Regions from separate parts of the Homo sapiens genome. Here regions 2, 3 and 4 are each linked to region 1. Evidence: chromatin loops called from intact Hi-C (ENCODE). Cell type or tissue: PC-9. All regions are shown on one strand. Region 1 has its middle 51 kb from the start of LINC01866. Region 2 has its middle 110 kb from the start of CYRIA. Region 3 has its middle 100 kb from the start of LINC01866. Region 4 has its middle 210 kb from the start of RAD51AP2.

Region 1 (5,000 bases):
CTTTCTGGAATTTCATATTTGAAATTTATTGACAAGGATATGTCAAATTTATGGTGAAATTTTAAGCTTAAAATATTTATTGGAATACATTTTAAATTTTTTAAATTTTGGTGATTTTTAAAGTTAAACACAAATAAAAAGGCATAATAGCAAAGATGCTGCAAGTTTAAACAAGGTTACTTTAAGGTGTTCCCTCTGGCTCTGGAGCTATTTGTTCCATTCAGTTTATTCTGTCTTTGAGGAAATTTTATTGCATATTTTGAGAATACAGTCAGCCTGTGTATCCACTAGTCAAAAATATTTTTTTAAAAAGAAGAATGGATGGCTGCTTCTGCAGTGAACATGTACAGACTTTATTTCTTGTCATTATCCCTTAAACAATACAGTATAACAATTATTTACCTTGCATTTACATTGTATTAGGTATTAGTAAACTGGAGATGATTTAAAGTATACAGGAGTTACAAACAATCCAATTGCACTCTTATTTAAAATGTACAATCAAGTTATTATTGACTATAGTCATCCTGTTAAGCTATCACTATATCAAAACATGTAATGTACCCCATATATATGTATATATATACACATATAAATACATACTATGTACCCACAAAAATTAAAAATAATAAAATTAATTAGAAATAAAGTCTATGAGAGGATGTGCATAGGTTATATGCAAATACTACACCATTTTATATTAGTGACTTGAGCATCTATAGACTTTGGTATCTGGAGGGTGAAGAGGGGCGTCCTGGAATAAATGTACCACAGATATTAAGGATCAACTGTATTTTATTTTGTTTTATTTTATTTTTGCCTTTCAATGATTGTAAAAGTTTACATTTTTTAAAATTTTATTATTATTATGCTTTGTTTTAATACATCATGCTGACTTTAATTAAAAATGTATTAGAAGCGTATATGACATATTGCAGGATGGGCATGGTCAATTTGTATCAGCACAAAAAAATCTAGTTAACTTTCCTAACTTCCTCTGTATTGCCTTTTTACATTTTCTGACACCCATTGAGTCCATACCCAATCCACATCACTCCCTTACTCCTTTTTAGGGATAATTGTTCTCATTACTGTTGTCATTCAACACATTTCTGGCCTTTAACCTTCATCTTTTCAATTCATCTTACTTCTAGTAAACTCTATCTCAAATTGAAAAGCTTTCCATTCTTCAGAGACTGCTAGAGAAGCATGACTTTGCCTTATCTGTCCCTTGGAAATAATCAAAGGGAAATTTCATAAGATCTTCTCACACAGGCAATCAACTACTATATGGATTACCATGCATTTAATTTAATATCTAATATTACCCTGCTCCAACACTGTATTCTATGAGGGATAAAAGAAATGAAATACACATTAATTTATTTGCGTTAAAGACAACTATATATCCCCCAATATCTGCTGTTCCCTTCTTTCTTGGTAATAGAATTTGCATATTTTATCTGTGTATATGGCCATCTAGAATACAGACTACATTGCTAGCTTCCTTTGAATTTAGGTATGTCTGTATGACTAAGTTACGGCCAAAATGATGTAAGGGGAAATGATCTGTCCAACTCTTTCTGCTGGCTTTAATGTGGTTGGGGTAGCCATCCTTGATGAAGAGGTCACCGTGGGAATGGCAGTCACATGGCAGAGCCATAAGCTTGAAGGATTAGGGTCCTTAATACAATGCAGCGCTAATGTAGCTGTATTAGTCAGGGTTCTATTAGGATACGTGTATTATAGGTATATAAAGGGGAGTTTGTTAAGTATTAACTTACATGATCACAAGGTCCCGCAATAGGCTGTCTGCAAGCTGAGGAGCAAGGAGAGCCAGTCTGAGTCCCAAAACTGAAGACTCCGCCCACTAACTCAAATGTTAATCTCTTTTGGCAACACCCTACAGACACACCCAGAATCAAGATTGCATCCTTCAGTCCAATCAAGTGGACACTCAGTATTAACCATCACAAGTCCACCCCTTGTTAACTTGAACCCATACACATCTCCTGAGATCATACATAATCTTCAAATAAAGACAATAATAAGTCATAATTATGCCTAACGTAATACAACTATTCATCGTACAACTGGAAAAGCACCAATCCCCAACCCAAATACTATTACATAAAGTTAACAATACTTAAATGCTGATGTGAAGTCAATAAATCTCATGTCACATGATAACAGAAAAGGAAATAAAATGAAGATATTTTCTTCATCCATTTGTACAATGTACACATGCACAAACATGTTTTTTAAAAAGGAAGGAGGAAATACTCATGAAAATAACAGTCCTCCTTGCTGCAGCTGGTCACGTGGTCATAGCTGGTATTTATGACTACCTTCTACCACCCATTCTGTATTCCCTTTGCCTTCAGCAAGCACCTCAGCAGGTCGTGGCTTTTTTTCTGGTAGAGTGACTCAAACTTTCATTCCTGAAGGGTCTGGGTCATTTGTAGTCCTGCCTGTATTGGGCTGTTGTAGTTTCCCATTGACCTTAATCACAGGACATGGTAATACTAAGAGACGCCCTACTGGATCTCCTGCATTCCATGCATACCCTTCCTCACCCAGTCCTGGAGAAGTAGACTGATTTCATCTTGATAGTCCAGGTCAATCACCCCAGCTAACCTTTTAACTCCCTTCTTAGCCTGTTACTTAAAGGTAGGAGAAGCCCAAAGTGTCCAGGTGGCAATCTTAACTCCCAGTTTGGCGGAATTGTTATTGTGTCTCCTGGTGGCAGCATTGCTCCCTCTGGAATGAAAACCTCTAGGCCAGCAGAACATAATGTCGCGAGAACAGAAAGCAACAATTTTGCTAGTGAATCACTAGGGGTGATGGTGAGTGATGCCCCTTCCACTTCTACCCTTTGATTCCTGGACCCATGAATCCTGACTATGGGAGAAATAATACCATATATTAGACGCTGATTCAGAGCATACACAGCCTTCTGGAGAACTTTGCCCCAGCCCTGCAATGTATTGTCACCTGGTTGGCATTGTAATTGTGACTTCAAAAGGCCATTCCACCGTTCTATCAATCCAGCTGCTTCAGGATGATGGGGAACATGGTAAGACCAGTGAATTCCATGAGCATGAGCCTACTGCCACACTTCTTTAGCTCTAAAGTGAGTGCCTTGGTCACAGGCAATGCTGTGTGGAATACCATGACAATGGATAAGGCATTCTGTGAGTTCACAGATAGTAGTCTTAGCAGAAGCATTGTGTGCAGGATAGGCAAACCCATATCTGGAGTAAGTGTCTATATTCCAGTGAGGACAAACCTCTGTCCTTTCCTTGATGGAAGAGCTCCAATGTAATCCACCTGCCACCAGGTAGCTGGCTGATCACCCTGATGAACGGTGATATATCAAGGGCTGAGTGTTGGTCTCTGCTGCTGGCAAATTGGGCACTCAGCAGTGGCAATGGCCATAGCCAGGTCAGCCTTGGTGAGTGAAAGTCCATGCCTCACCTCCGTCCCTGCCACCTTGGCCACTTTGTTCATGGGCCCATTGGGCAATGACAGGGATGGCTAGGGAAAGAGGCTGAGTGGTATCCACAGAATAAGTCATCCTATCCACTTTATTATTAAATTCCACCTCCACTGAGGTCACCCGCTGGTGATCACTCACATGGAATACAAATATCTTCACAGTTTTTGAACACTGAAAGAGGTCCATCCACATACTTCTTCCCCAAATTTCTTTGTCACCAATTTTCCAATCATGCTTCTTCCAAGTCCCCAACTGTCCAGCCAAGCCACTGGCTATAGCCCATGAATCAGTATATAATCACACATCTGGCCATATCTCCCTCCACGTAAACTGCACAACCAGGTTCATTGCTTGAAGTTCTGCCCACTGGGAAGATTTACCTTCAGTGCTGTCCTTCAGGGATGTCCTAGAAAGGGGCTGTAGTGCTGCAGCTGTCCACTTTCGGGGGGTGCCTGAATATCATGCAAAACCATCTGTGAACCAGGCCCTAGTCATCTCTTCCTCTGTCAACTGATCATAGAGAACTCCCCATGAGGCCATCAGTGCAGGTTTTGGGAGAGAAGGCAGGGTGGCAGGAGTGGAGACCATGGGCATTTGAGTCACTTCCTCATGTAACTTACTTGTGCCTTCAGGGCCTGCTCCAGCCCAATCACATATATACCACTTCCATTTGATGATGGAATGCTGTTGTGCATGACCCACTTTATGGCAAGATGGGTCAGAAAGCACCCAGTTTATGATAGGCAGTTCAGGTCTCACAGTGACTTGATGATCCACAGTCAAACGTTCAGTTTCCACCAAAGCCCAGTAACAGGCCAAGATCTGTCTCTCAAAAGGAGAGTAGTATCTGCAGAAGGTGGCATGGTCTTGCTCCAAAATCCTAGAGGCCTCTGCTGTGATTCACCTATGGGAGCTTGCCAAAGGCTCCAACAACATGTCTATCTGCCACTGATACCTCAAGCACCATTGGATCTGCTATGTTATATGTCCCAAATGGCAGAGCAGCTTGCACAGCAGCCTGGACCTGTTGCAGAGCCTTCTCCTGTTCTGGGCCCCACTCAAAATTGGCAGTCTCTCGGGTCACTAGATAAATGGGCTAGAGTAGCACACCCAAATGAGGAATGTGTTGCCTCCAAAATCCAAATAGGTGCACTAGGCATTGTGCCTCTTTCTTGGTTGTAGGAGAGGCCAAATGCAGCAGCTTATCCTTTATCTTAGAAGGAATATCTCAACAGGTCCCACATCACTGGACCTGTAGAAATTTTACTGAGATGGAAGTTCCCTGAATTTCAGTCACATTTATTTCCCATTCTCTGGCACTCAAATGTCTCACCAAGTCCAGTGCGTTTGCTACTCCTTGGTCCACTGGATCCAATCAGCATAATGTCATCAATGTAGTGGGCCAGTGTGATATCTTGCAGAAGCAAAAAGCAATCAAGTTCTCTCCGAATAAGATTATGACACAAAGCCACAAAGTTGATATATCCTTGAAGTAGGACAG
Region 2 (5,000 bases), 140 kb after region 1:
AGACAGGCTGTGCAGTCCTGGAAGGAGAGGCACCTGTGGCAGCTCTGTGGCAAGCCCCGTTCCACTGCTCTTTGTTCCATGAAGCAAGGCTCAGGTTCTAAAATTAAACCCTTCTCCAGTACCCCAAACTGCCATGTGCATTTGAGGGTTTTTCTTCTGATCTCATTACCATAGTTACACCTCGAAGAGTAAAAAATATATGGCTGCAGCTTTTGTGAAATCAGGCCCACTTTCCCTTGATTCTGGCCCCGCTGTTGCAAAGCAGCTGACGGCTGCTCCCCAGAGGAGCATACAGAGATAGCATGTGGAAGACTGCAGACTGGGGAAGGCCTGCCTGCGCCCAGGATGCACATCAGCTTCCTAGCTCAGAGATCTAACTCTGACTGGCAATGAGCCCTCTGATATGACAGTCAGCCACTGGCATGGTCTGACACAGGAGTTATTTGGTAGCATGCGATGGTGGGTCTGCAGCCACGCATGAAGACGTATCTGTCAGTCAGACCCAGAATGCAAGCCTTGCCCTAGGGTCCAACAAGGACACAGACACAAAGAACAAATGCCTGAAGGCAATAGGAAAGACTGGGGCTTGGGAGGCTCTAAAGGAGCACTCCTCCTCCCCTTCCAACTCAATCTCTGAATCACTAAGATACAGAAATAAGAATCAAGCAGATAGAAACCTTTTTATTGATAAGGTGGTTTGAAGAGTTTGACCTAAGTCTACGGAAATGTGGGCTCCTGAATACATCACTAGACAGACTGATGCCATCAGTGTAACACTGGAGACCGCAGGCCCCTTCCTGGCTCCACAGAGACTCTTACCAAGAGGCTCCCAGAATCTGTGCTCCCTGCAGGCAGGAAATCCCAGAGAAAGGGTGGAGTTGAGCATGCCTTGCTTTCTTCCAAACTCACCATTAAAAAGAACTTGCTCTTCCAAAGGAGTTTATTAAGAGGTCAACAGTTTTACTTTAGCCCAGGGGTCTGCAAACTTTTTCTGTAAAGGATCAGATAGTAAATATTTTAAGTTTTGTGGGCCACATATCATGTGTTGCATAGTCTTTCTTCTTTTCCCCCACAGCCCTTTAAAAATAGTTTGAAAACAACCACACACACACACAAAAAAACATTCTTAGCTCATGAGTCATGAGCCAGACCTTGGGCCATTCACTTCTCTCACCTCTTCCTATTCAAATTGGGGTCCCTGAACCCACAGCATCCGCATCACATGACAGGTGATTAGAAATTCAGAGTCCCAGGTTCCATTCCCAACCCACTGAAGCAGACTCTGCATTCAGCTTGATCCCAAGTAAAAATCACTAATCTGGAAAATTTCACGTGAGGAGTTGGGAACCAGTGTTTTTTTCTAATAGCAAAAGCAAAAATAAGACAACAAAAAATTCCATGGAAACTTGTAGGTACTGAATGAAGTTCCCCCTTGGCAAGTTATCCATATTTTTGTCTCAACACATATTCCAAGCTGCCTGAAAATAGACTTTCTCTGTGTGGCTGTCTCTCTCCCTCTCACCAGATACAGAACTCCTGGAGGATATGGAACCTGAACTTGCCTTCCTCTGAGTTCTTAGTTTCTTGGACTTCTGTGCACAGGGGAAAGAGCAGCACAGGGACTTTCTGTGTTTGCTTTACTGGGAAAGAAACCCCTCCATGTCATTTGCTATTAATCTTTTGAGGCCTTAGTTACCTTCTCTGTAAAATGAAGCTCTAAATCTCTTTCTTCCAGGAGGTTGAGAGGATCAGACTCTGCACATAAAGGGCTTCTCCCAGTGCCTGGCTGGTAACCAGTACTTAGCAAGCAACAGCCATTACAAGGGCAATAGGTCTTGCTTGCACAAGGATCCCTGAGAAGGTCTGTGGCATTACACTGGGAAGAGCACTCTAACAAAAGGGGCTGCAGAGCCACTGGGGCACAGGGAGTCCCCCCCAATATACACTCAGTCCTGGCACGGGCAGCTGACATCCGCAAAACAATGATCTCAAGTCCTTCTCCAGAGGTAGGAATTTTGGGGGTACAATTATTCAATTACCAGCATGGCTAAGTCACACAATGGTACCAGAGCCATCTATCATTCCTCATATGACAAAAGTAGCAAGACGAAAAAGCACCAAGACTGAGAGGCTCAGCCCTGTGCCTGCTACGGCGTGTCTTGTTGGGAATGAGCACCATCTCCTGGACACAGTTAGAAACACGTCGAAGATTATCAGAGAATCATTTCCCAGACACCTGAGCCAATGTTCATTAAATGACTCAATGACTCTCTCCAAGAGGAAAAAAAAAAAGAAGAAAAGAAACTGACCATCTAACTAAATATGTGTGATTTATCGCTAAGTTGCATGCATTATAACTTCAGTATATTATTCACTGAATGTAAAATATAGCTATTAATTCAATCAATTCTTCAATAAATATTATGTAGTGAATTGATTGAGTTCCTGGCATGTGCCATGCATTATGTAAGGGGGGTTGAGGGTAACTGGGGCAGGTTGAGAAGATAATGTTTAAATATGACCTGAGGAGGTGACAGAGTCAGGCACGTGGGTGTTTACAGTTCAGGCCCCCGGTTACAGGACACAGCCAGCGCAAAGGCTCTGAGCAGGGTGTGCCTGCCATGTTTGTGGAGCAGAGGAGACCTCTGTGGCTGCAGTGGAGTAAGCCACCCCTGAGGGAAGAGAGGAAGTCAGAGAGGACACAGAGGGACAGATCGCATTGGGCCTTAAGGACTTTGACTTTAACTGGGTGAAATAAAGTCATCAGAAGACTTTGAGAAAGGTGTGGCTTAACCCTACTGATGTTTTAAATGTATCCTTTGTGCCTGTGAGAGAAGATGAATACTGTGGGGCAGGGGGCAAGGGCAGAAGCAGAGCCCAGTCAGGAGCTACTGCCTTTATCCAGGTGAGAAATGGGAGGGGCTCAGAGCAAGGGGATGCTTGTGCCATTGCTGATGCCACACCCATTTCATTTTTTTTTTTTACATAGTGGATGAGATAAAAAATATAATTACAAGTTCTAATGTTTGTTTGCACCCTAATGGATCATGAGAGCAGGCTGCACTGGAGATCAAACATCCAGGCATTGGGAAGTATTGCCTTCGATCAAATATTAAACACCTGCGTATCAAATAGTGAGCGCCTGTGTCAATAACCTCTCATACCTTATCATAGGGAAGGCTCCATTTTGGAAATTTCAGCTTTAGAATGGACCCCAAAGACCTGCACTTTACAAGATGCGTAGGCAACTTGAGGACATACATGGGAAAAAAATGTTCAAAGCACAAGAGTACAAGGGAGCTTTCTCTAAGGTCATCCAATTCCCCTGTCCCCAGAGGTGATCAGCTGCAGAGAGCAGAAAGGGGCCCACAGAGCTGCAGGCACACTTTTGCATCTATAGCAGCGCTCATTCTTCCTGCAACACCTGTGATACTGGCAGGTATATGAAGGCAGGTGGGGGAAGCCCATTCTTGACAACTTGTAACACTGATGCAATGATACTATTAATGATCTCACATCCTGTATCTGCATAAGTGGTCCCCAAACCTGGCTGTCCATCAGAATCCCCTGTGGATTCTGGAGGATCTGTGCTATTTAAAATACAGACTTCCTGACCCATCCCTGACAGCTTTGCAGCAGAATCTCCATCAGGCATAGCAGATACTCTGCACTTACTGATTAGACAAAGATTCAAGGTGATTTTGATTCAAGTAGTGCATTTAGAGGCCACGTGGTTGCCTATCATTTTTTCTTTTCTTTTTAATTCTTCTTTATTCCCTTCTTGTCTTCCTTCCCTCCTCCTCTCCTTCCTTCCTTCTTCCCATTTATCTTTTCTACCAGCAAACACTTCCTAAGCATTTGCTGTGGGCCAGGTCCTGTGCTACGTTCAGGGAGCACAGAGCTGAAGCTGACATCCTCCCCTGCCATCTAGGAGCACACTGTCTCCTGTGACTGGTCTTGGAGATGGGGATGAGACAGTATCATTGTCATGGGGAGAAGAGGTGCTGGGGAGAGGAAACATGAAGCTAACAGTGCAATTACTGTTTTCATAAAACAAAATATAGAAAACTAAGCTCGACAGTTTTTCATAATTAAAAAGAAAAAAGAGTCAGTTAGAATTATAGGGTCATGCTTTTTGAAAGGATGAGAAACAATGAACTATGTAACCTATGTCTCCTGTGATTGAAACATTCCTTCACTCACTGCAATGTATGAAAACATTTCTTATATTAAAGGCCCAGATCAAACACGACCTGTGGCCTGAAACCTTCCCAGATATCCCCATCTAGAAACAACCTCTCTCCTTCCGGAGCCCCAGACCTCTCTCTCTCATCCAGTTATGATAGCAATGCGGGGTATGCCTGTGCCTCCCCTGTCACCCCCAGGGGAGACTCCCTGGAGAAGGAGTTGCCTTGGTCCCAATACTGCACATCCACAACACCTAGCATGCTTGGTATACAGCAGGCCGTCAGAGCGGTGGCGATTTGAGCTCCACCTGCTTTCAGAGCTCCACCAACTGCTTATTCAACCAGAAATAAGCATCTGGTTGAATCCAAACACCACCACCACCAACTTTAGAGTTGGGCTTTTTTCAGCCTATGCCCAGGATACCTTTGGATCCAAAACTCAATCATCCCTCAGTAGAGACTGTAAGTAAAGACTGAAACAGTGACCCTGAACCACAACTAGAATGAAAATTCTTACTGGAAGCCACCTCTGTGTTCCCCAAACATTTTTTCCTTCCAGAATGTAACCCCTTAGGAGCCTGTGCTGTCATTCCTTTTGCTGCCTCTGACAGATACACCTTCAAGGGCAGGGCTGGTCCCTGAGCAGCCTCTTCCCCAGGCTTGACTCAGTGACTTCACAGAGCAGGTTTTCCATATGCAGACCATCTTCATTATTGACAGATTGCATATTTGCAAATTTGTCTACTTGCACAAATTTACTTGTAACCCCCCAAATCCACCCTTACAGTGATGTTGTGTTCATTCATGGACTAG
Region 3 (5,000 bases), 54 kb after region 1:
TCTCTGTAGCCCAGGCTGGGGTGCAATGGCATGATCATAGCTCACTGTAACCTTGAACTCCTGGACTCAAGGGATCCTCCCGTCTTGGCCTTACAAAGTGATAAGATTACAGGTGTGAGCCACTAAACCCAGGAAGCATCACGTTTTCAATGTGTTGTGAGAATAATAGCTTATGTTTTCAGAGTTGTTTTGAGGATTATGCAGCATAATATGTAAAACAAACCTTGCAGTGCCTCACATAAAATTGGTGCATAACTCATGCACAATACACATTGTTGTTTTTGTATTTTCAAATACTCCCAAACTGATTTTGGAGCCAGGCAAAATGCCCCCCACCCCATTTTCTTAAGAACATTCTAGGATCTGCTTACCTCTCTCTGATTAATCCTGCCCACTGTTCTATTCCCAGTTTTTACATCCTCCAGCAAACCTTCCCCGCCTACCCAGGATTTCTCTCCTGTTTTCCAGAGCTTCTAGAGCATATACTGGTTGTCTGGGATCCCTTCTGCTGTCCCCTGAACCGTACCACAACCTTCTTAACAGGCTGGACTCAGTCTTCTGATTCCTTCCTTATCTCCCAGTGGGTGCCTAGCATAGCCTTCCTATGGACTGACACATCATCTCTTCTATGGATTTGTTCAACATTTCTCCTCTTGAGAATTTGGGATAATTTTAGTCTCTTTGCTTATATCCAATGGAATAATTATTAGACTAAATTAAATTCCCACTTTCCCTTTCTACAATGATGGAATTTTACTTTCTGTTAGAATAAGAATCTTTGGCCAAATCCAAAGAAATGTGATTAGCATTTTGCCATTTCTCTATCCTTTGGGATTACTCAATGCCCCAGACCAATTCTCACTCAGAAAAGTTTTCATACATACAAACTCCCAATGCCAATAACTCCTCAAATGCTTTGCCATTAATTTCATCCACCTCTCAGCAGAAGACTGTAATGTCCCAGAACTATATGGAGAATAGGGAGCAGTGAGAATCTTATATATGTAATGCATGTTACTATTGTGGTCTTTGTCCTTAGATTGGAAACTTAGAGATTCCAAATAAGCTAAGACTAGCTTCCAGAGTACCCCATGCCAAAACTCAAAATTCCTGAAGATATATAAGCCAGAAAGACACATATCTTTTATGTTTTTTACCTCTATCACAGGGCACTCTAAGTGAAGACATGTTTGTTTAAACACAGGGGAAAAAAACATCACACAATTGCTATCAAAAAAAAAAAAAAAAAATCTGTCGTATACCATTTTGCTTGGAAGAGTCCAGAGTGGAAGGAGAGTAACAGAGTTCAAAATTTCTGAGTTTATATTAAATTATCTTTTAAAGAAGAACTATGTATGAGTATAGAAATTAGATCTCAAAAATATCTTGAGGGCGGGGTGCAGTGGCTCACGCCTGTAATCCTAGCACTTTGGAAGGCCAAGGCAGGCAGATCACCTGAGGTTGGGAGTTCGAGACCAGCCTGACCAACATGGAGAAACCCCGTCTCTACTAAAAATACAAAATCAGCTGGGCGTGGCAGCACATGCCTGTAATCCCAGCTACTCGGGAGGCTGAGGCAGGAGAATCGCTTGAACCCGAGAGGCAGAGGTTGCAGTGAGCGGATATCACACCATTGTACTCCAGCCTGTGCAACAAGAGAGAAACTCCATCTCAAAAAAAAAAAAAATTATCATGAGGTAACATATGAAAGCACCTTGAACGCAGCCCAGTGCACCATAGGGTCAAGATTAATGCTGCCATCATCTTATCTCCCTCTCTTCTGCATGTTATGCAAAACCTGAACTATTTTTGTTACTATAGCATAGAGTGGAGAACTTGCCGACTATTTCAACATGGGGAAACTATTGCTCATATTCTTCACAGCACGTCACTCTCCCACATTTACTCATCACAGTGAAAGTTGTAAGATGACAATCAGTCGTTATTGTTTTCATATTCTTCTTTACGGTTAGCAATTTTGATATTTCATAGAGAATTGGACAGACTTTCTGAAAGTTCGATTTTTTTGAGGTTTCAGTCTTATAATGCCAGGTCCCATAGTCAGTGGTCACCAGCCTGCATCTTTCTCACCTTCATTATTTTCACCAGACCCCTTAAATTGATGTTGTCACAATACGTTATCCCACTAAACTGATACAGAGATTATGTAATGTATTCTTAATCAAATAATTTTTATAGTCAACGTTAGACCAAGAAACTGCTTCAAGGTATTTATATGAGTTTAACAGATCCCCTTATATCAACCTGCTCATTAATGCTTTTGCAGTTAACAGCAAAGTGATTACACATTCATTTTTAATCTTACATATTCATTTTTAATGTTACATAATGTTACATACTGTCCTTGTCTTCTTTTAAAACTTCAAAGGAGTGCATTATGTATTTATGCTGTATTTCTACTCTGTACTTGCCTTCATATGTGTCTGCATGTATGTGCCTCATGTGTGTGCCTATTATCTGTTTATTTACATAAGGGTATATGTATACAAAATTACACATGTGAGTTTTGTTAGCAATGTGTTTCAAAATAATATACAAATGTGTGCGGGTTGTGTATGCATTATGTATATATATGTGTGTGTATGTGTGTGTGTGTTTGCACATATTTGTGTGTATTCATATGTTTCTGTGGGCTTGTCATGCAAGAGTGAAATGCTTGTGTTTCTTTCTCCCTGGAAACCAAAGAGCTCAACATATTTTGCCTGTTGTTACATAACCTGGATAAGTGAAAACTCAGTGCATTTATCAGGAAGAAATGGATTTTGCAATCTCACACTGTATCTGTTATTTCTTCCTAACTTGGTCAAGAAACTCACTGACGTGAGTGATCACTGATGAATCATCACTCTGAGAAAGGCCGTGACAAAAGGGTGTTTAATTGAAGTAACTTTTGAAGGAGTTATATTTTTTAATTTGCTTAAAATTATTGATTTAAAAAAGATCCATTCTTATTCTCTTAGTCTTGGATGTATTTGGTCATGATAACCAGATTTATCTTTGGAAACTATTGAATTTCATGCATAGTGGATCTCACACAGAATTTAAAAAGTGGTCTTGGCCATGCTTAGATTGAGAGAAGCAAAGATTCTGGCAGGTTTTATGGTCCCCTGGGGCTCAGCAGCTGCTTGCCCTGTTTTTTGGTAGCAAAATCCAATTTTCACTCTGCCCACATGGAAGGCAGCAGGGACCACACTAGTTCACAGAATTTTGACTTCCTCATTTGTGAAACGTGACCAAACACATCAATTTCAGTGGCAGGCAGGAGATTAGAAGAATATTAGATAAAGTTGAACAAATTGCAATCATCAAACACAAACTGCCACAAAAGTGCCAGATCAGAATCAGGGACAGACCTCAGGTTAGGGAACCAGAATGTACATAGAATGTGATTTGGAAGAAGCTCTCACTTTTTGAAGTGATATCCAGTCTACAACTGTGCAGATTTAAAAGGTTTTTGAAATATTTTCTGTTAGAACACAACTCGTATCATTCAAAATCATTCAACTACCCTATATAGATAACTTCAGAGGCTCTCTTCTCTGTGGACCATAGGATGAAATTTAAAATCTTAGCTTGTGATATGAGGCACTCCATAATTAAGCTTCAGCCTCTCCCTACAATGTGATTACCCATAGTTACTATCTCAAGCCTTCTACAGAATGACTCACCACATTCTATGAAAAGCCAGGTCACCTACTCCCCTCTGGACCTGCCTATATAAAATACTTTATCAAATTTCTTCTCTGATTTCCTGGTCAAGATATGAAATATTTCTGTTTTTCTCTCTGTATCTCTCTCCCTTGAAGAATCTTGCTTTGTATTCTTCCTATGGTACTTACTAATTTCTGTTTTGAATGACAGTCATTTAATTACCTAATTGATATCCTTATCTCACTATTTAAGGACAGGGTGTGCTTCACTTGTGCATTCTCCTGGCATGTAACACAGATACTTGCATATATATAAGAGGTGAAAAAATATATATTTGACAAATGAATAGGTGAGTAAATGAATGCAAGACATGCAACAATTTGATTTCTAAATGCTATCCTAACACTAACTTAATATCACAGCACCTCGATTTACTTAAATGAACAATACAAATTAGGATTATCTTATTAACTTGGATACCTTATATAACAAAATCCAAATGATTAACTCAAGATGGATTAAAGACTTAAACCTAAGACCTGAAACCGTAAAAACCCTAGAAGAAACCCTAGGTAATACCATTCAGGACATAGGCCTGGGCAAAGATTTCATGACTAAAACACCAAAAGCAATGGCAACAAAAGCCAAAATTGACAAATGGGATCTAATTAAACTAAAGAGCTTCTGCACAGCAAAAGAAACTGTCATCAGAGTGAACAGGCAACTTACAGAATGGGAGAAAGTTTTTGCAGTCTATCAGTCTGACAAAAGGCTAATATCCAGAATCTACAAAGAACTTAAACAAATTTACAAGAAAAAAACAAACAAAAAAAAAAACCACCAAAAAGTGGGTAAAGGATATGAACAGACACTTCTCAAAAAAAGACATTTATGTGGCCAACAAACATATGCAAAAAAAGCTCATCATCACTGGTCATTAGAGAAATGCAAATCAAAACCACAATGAGATACCATCTCATGCCAGTGAGAATGGCGATCATTAAAAAGTCAGGGAACAACAGATGCTGCCAAGGATGTAGAGAAATAGGAACACCAAGTCTGTTGGTGGGAGTGTAAATTAGTTCAACCATTGTGGAAGATAGTGTGGTGATTCCTCAAGGATCTAGAACCAGAAATACCATTTGACCCAGCAATCCCGTTACTGGGCATACTCCCAAAGGGTTATAAATCATTCTACTATAAAGACACATGCACATGTATGTTTATTGTGGCACTGTTCATAGACTGGTTAAAGAAAATGTGGCACATATACACCATGGAATAGTATGCAGCCATCAAAATTGATGAGTTCATGTCCTTTGCAGGGA
Region 4 (5,000 bases), 390 kb before region 1:
TTTCCTTTTAATCATCTCACATAGAGAATGGACCATTTTGAATCCGTTTTATGTTTTCTCCTTATAAGAAATAGGCCCCTTGTAACCAAGGCAACTATGAATGGACCCAAACCTTCAAGGGTGATTTTTCTCATGCAACAAGAAAACAGACCTATTATTTTTTCTGGAAGATTTCAGCCTCCCATCGGGCAGTTTAAGTTCACTTCCATGTGGCAGGTAGAGATCCTTTCTGCTCTTTTGTCTGAAGTTTGGTCAACCAGAAATTTGTGTTTGCCCAGTAAGTCCCCCTCTCTCTGCCTCCCATTTCTTGTTCCAACTGTGTACTGTTCAAGGGAACACTTGACACCAGAAATGGCCTTTCCTTTACTTTCGACAAGAGCCAGAGTTTTTCATAGTATGAAACCATAGTTTCAAGATCTCACCTTTCAGAAGTGATGAAGACTGAATTGCCTAGAGATGCTTTAGTGACATTTTGCTAGGGGGTAAGGACTGCCATCTCTCTACCAAAGAAATCTTTCCTGGATCGATTTCCAGAACCACAGGCATTGATCCCAGCAGCCACAGTATGGCTCTGTGCAGGAGAAGAAAGGGCCAAGACTCAAGGGACCCAGACTTCTGGAAGTGTCATTGAGCATTTGCCTAGCCTACCATATCTTTGAATACCATATCTTTTTGTTGAAACATAATAAATCCCCATTTTCTGAAGCCACATGGAGGCCTTATTATTGCTTCTAATCTTTGGAGTATTTAGGACAGAGAATAAGCACAGCTTGGAGTGGGGAATCAATAAATCAAACACTATATCAGTGGTTTTCAATTCTACTTACACATTAAAATCACCTTGGGAACTTTTAGCAGATACTGATGCCCAGATCAATTGAAAACAAATCTCTGGAGATAGGGTGTGATAATTTGTACGTTTTCAAATCATCCAAGATGATTCTAAAGTGAAGTAAGCTATGTTGAGAATCATTGCACTAGAATCAAGATTTAATTTTTGATCATTTAGAAAATGGCAGAGAAGTAAGAATTAAACACCACTCTCATCTGCTAGCCTGTGAAGAGCTAATATTTAACCAGGTAGCCATATTTACTCAAAGAACATACTCTAATCATTAAAAGAGCTTTAAAAATGGCATCTACCGAAATTACCAGTTCACTATCATACCCCGCTCATCCTTGTCTATGCCTGTCCTGTCTTCTTCTGGGTCGACTGACCATAAATGCATAAAATAACATTTGATTATAAATAGGTTTCCCAAGTTAAACAGGCAACCCTTTAAAAACCATATTACAGGCCGGGTGTGGTGGCTCACACCTGTAATCCCGGCACTTTGAGAGGCTGAGGCGGGCAGATCACGAGGTCAGGAGTTCGAGTCCAGCCTGGCCGATATGGTGAAACTCTATCTCTACTAAAAGTACAAAAATTAGCCGGGCATGGTGGTGCGTGCCTGTAGTCCCAGCTACTTGGGAGGCTCAGGCAGAAGAATTGCTAGAACCCAGGAGGCGGAGGTTGCAGTGAGCAGAGATCGTGCCACTGCACTCCAGCCTGGGCGACAGAGCAAGACTCCATCTCAAAACAAACAAACAAACAAACAAACAAACAAACAAATGGATATTACCTTCAATAAGAGTAGCCATTCTTCTGCCTTATGTTCTAAAGAAAATCGGATATCTTTATTTGTCTATTTATTTAGAGACAAGTTTTCACTCTGTTGCTCAGGCTGGAATGCAGTGATGCGACCACAGCTCACTGCAGCCTTGAACTCCTGAGCTCAAGCAATGCTCCCATTTCAGCCCCCCAAGTAGCTGGGACTACAGGTATGTGCCACCACACACAGTCAAATTTTTATTTAATATTTTGTGGAGGTGGTGGTCTCACTCTATTGCCCAGGCTAGTCTTGAATTTCTGGCTTCAAGTTATCCTCCCACCTTGGCCTCCCAAAGTGCTGTGATTACATGTATGAGCCACTGTGCCTGGCCTGGATATCTTTAAATGCTGCATCCTAAATATACATAAGTGAAATACAATAAACACAATATGTGAAATATATGTCAACAATGTCTACTGACTGAGTGACTACAATGTTTTGGGCTATAGTTCAGAGAAATAAACCCTTGAATTAGTGCTCAGTTTGGAGGGAAGATGTGAGATGTCAATGAATAGTGGCAGAAAACTAACATATTGGGAGCAGTATGCCGACACTGGGCAAGCTGAATGGCAGATGAGAAGCACAAGGAAGGAGGGCAAGGCAGAGCTGGGCAGAGAAGGCTCCATGGAAAAAGTGGTATGGAAGCTGAACCTGGAAGGAGGCTAGACTTTGAGCATGTGGCTGTTAGGTCAAGGGTTTCCCAGATGAATGAGTCCAATGAAAATAAAAAGTTAGGATCATTGTTGTATTTTGGTGAAGTTTAGGAAGCAAGAAAAGAGAGATCTGAAACGCTCACTTTCATAACAGAAATAGTTTGTTTTTCATTTTTCATCAATGACAATTTTCAAATGCATATTTTATTCTCCTTTCTCTTTTAAGATAGCCATCTTAGAGTTAAGCTTTGTTTCCTAGTTTTATAAATAAAACCATTGCTCCTCGATGAATCATAATGCAGCATAGTATTAAGTGTTCAAGGTTAGGTATAGGAAGCTCAACAGTGTGGAAAATGTAAATATGATTTCTCATATTTTCTTGCTTAATTGCTAGATAGCAAGTCTCAGGCATTACTCAGAACCACAGCGGATGTGGGAGATCCTAAAATAGATTCTTTCCCTTTGTCAGATCATACATTGCAATGGAGAAGGGCACAGCCAGGTAGTCTGGCTGATCACAGGTTTGTATTGAGTCAAGTCCGGTAAACTCAGGTAAAAATAACAGCAAAGCACCCTCTAGTCCTGGGTCATTCGCTATTTAAGTAAGCAAAGAGAATCAATTCAGTGACCATGTAAGAAGCACCTACTTTAGGTTTGGCTATGCTAATGATGAGGCATCAACATTTAAGGCACACTCAATCTCTAGGTGATGAGCTGTATATAAAGAGATGAGGCACTGGTCTTTTTTTTTTTTTTCTCCTTTTCTTTTCAATGAGCCAATATTACATTGGTGACTAAAAATTGTAACAACATGTGCCCTTCTAGCGATGAAACTGCTTAAGACATCAAGGCTCTGCTTTCATTTTGTCCTCCCATAGACCCTTACTCTCTTGCCTAGGTTTTCAGCTAAATATTTTGAAATAGGGACTTATGATTAGACTAAAATTCCAGAACATAATCTATATCTAATGTCTTCTGTGTGATGCGTCAACTATTATTAGACTACTGTTTAAAATGCTACATGTATATTTTTGATAATCAGGTGATTTTTACCTCTGAAAATGAAAACAAAAAGTTCTAGCCCAAATATCACTAGGTGTAACTAATCTACACATAGTGAATGAGAGGACCTCCCATTTGGCCATGCTGAGGTTTCTTTAAGTGGCTGTCAGCCCTTCTGGCCTGCATCCTGGAAATGCAGCTGCAGAATGCATAGCAGCTCCTTGAGGCTAATCATGAGGAGGGGGAGGCTAGTCGTTCTGGCTGCACAGTGGGTACTTTGCCCTTGTGTTAGGCTTCAGAAATTAGCCTATCTGCCTGGAAAACAGGCAATAGCATCAGCAAAGAACAAGGGCTAGAAACTCAGTGAGAAGCTTCCACTGACCTAAAGAAGCCTGTTAGGACAACTGCTTATAACTTCCATACAAGTTTTTCCTTTGGTGTCACAGCTTAAAGGGACTCAAATCTGTGTGGCAGTGTTGGATGCCATGCATAGGGGTGCTATGGATGACCTCTCAGTCCAAACTGCAGGGTAGCTGAGCAGGGGAGCTAACACCGTAGGGTGGGTGAACACACACCTTGTCAGAGAAAGAAGACTAGAACTGTGTTGAAAGGCCAATCTGGGCCTTATTCCAAGGAATAACTAGTGTGGGGCAGATTCTGGATGTTGGGATACTGAGAGATGAATAATAGCTTCAGAAGTAGAAAAGGAGTATAAAATAATGGGGGAGGCTGGAGACATTTACCACCAATGGGGATGGAATGTCCAATACCCATTTTTATTGGCCTACTATGGAGAAATCCATGGGACTGGGCCTGGTTTAAAGAAATAGAGTGGAGAGAATATTTGCATAGCTGGGAAGGAAAGGGACTCTCTTTTCCTTAAGGCAATGCTCCCTAGTGGGCTTTGGATAGATGAGTTGTGAGTATCTAATCCAGGAATCCTAGAGCTGCAAGAGGAATTAAGAATACTATAGGGGCTCAACAGAACTAATCTGAATCTGAATGGACGTTGTTAGAGAGGGAAGGTGAATGGGAGGAAGAATGCTAGAGGGGCTCAACAGAAGTAATTTGGATCTGAACGGAAGTTGTTAGAGAGGGGAGGTGAATGGGAGGAGGGACTGCTTCCTTGAGGAAAGTGGAAACCTGGGCATGGAAAGGAATGAGACTTCTGAAGTGGATAGCTCTCAGGCTGGGATAAAGGAAGACAACAAAGCCTGAAAGCCCAAATCAGGGCTTGAGGTTTTATGGGAAGAGCATCAGGAGGAATGGGAGGTGAAGTGCCATGCCTGTTGGTGGCTGCTTCCTTCAAGTAGCCAAACTCAGGACAAGAGAGGGGAGCATTGTTCTTGCCTTCTGGGCAGTCCTGATTTAGTTACGTGGGGAGTGGCTTAAGAAATGGGGAGATTACATTGGAGAAGATGGCTTGGGGCAGGGAGTTTGAGAGCACATTGCACCATTTTGAAGGACCTTCCTTGGCCAGAAACGGGGCCCAGCTCTGTGCAGCCTTGAGGGCAAGACCAGGACCAGTGAGGAGACACTGACAGTCAGAGCTGTCCAATGCTGGCTGATGGGGAGCATCCCAGGGTAGGGGGCTACCAGGCAAGGGCTGGCTGTTCATTTCTGGAAATGGTAGAGAGGAAAGGATGTCATCATGCTGAGAGTTGGAATGGTGACTATTAACGTCCTTTCTATG

The links. Peaks named below come from ENCODE experiments on the same cell type or tissue, not always from the same donor. Only the 100,000 strongest peaks of a DNase experiment are listed, where the experiment ranks them.
Region 2: it touches region 1 in a loop (7-fold over the local background); 13 of 110 quality-filtered maps call a loop at or near these places.
Region 3: it touches region 1 in a loop (5-fold over the local background); 2 of 110 quality-filtered maps call a loop at or near these places.
Region 4: it touches region 1 in a loop (18-fold over the local background); 2 of 110 quality-filtered maps call a loop at or near these places.

What each region holds. Positions count from the first base shown.
Region 1 is chr2:16,913,001-16,918,000 of GRCh38, reverse strand. No RefSeq gene overlaps it. Among named protein-coding and RNA genes, the nearest start is that of LINC01866, 51 kb to the left of the region's middle. In PC-9, a CTCF peak has its summit at 2,783; a DNase peak (open chromatin) is centred at 2,490; H3K4me3 peaks cover 314 bases; H3K27ac peaks cover 2,627 bases.
Region 2 is chr2:16,770,440-16,775,439 of GRCh38, reverse strand. No RefSeq gene overlaps it. Among named protein-coding and RNA genes, the nearest start is that of CYRIA, 110 kb to the right of the region's middle. In PC-9, a CTCF peak has its summit at 2,147 (motif pointing left); a DNase peak (open chromatin) is centred at 2,159.
Region 3 is chr2:16,859,501-16,864,500 of GRCh38, reverse strand. No RefSeq gene overlaps it. Among named protein-coding and RNA genes, the nearest start is that of LINC01866, 100 kb to the left of the region's middle. In PC-9, no CTCF peak of the experiment used is centred here; DNase peaks (open chromatin) are centred at 2,770 and 3,690; H3K27ac peaks cover 1,855 bases.
Region 4 is chr2:17,300,980-17,305,979 of GRCh38, reverse strand. No RefSeq gene overlaps it. Among named protein-coding and RNA genes, the nearest start is that of RAD51AP2, 210 kb to the left of the region's middle. In PC-9, no CTCF peak of the experiment used is centred here; DNase peaks (open chromatin) are centred at 2,279 and 2,689; H3K4me3 peaks cover 753 bases; H3K27ac peaks cover 2,708 bases.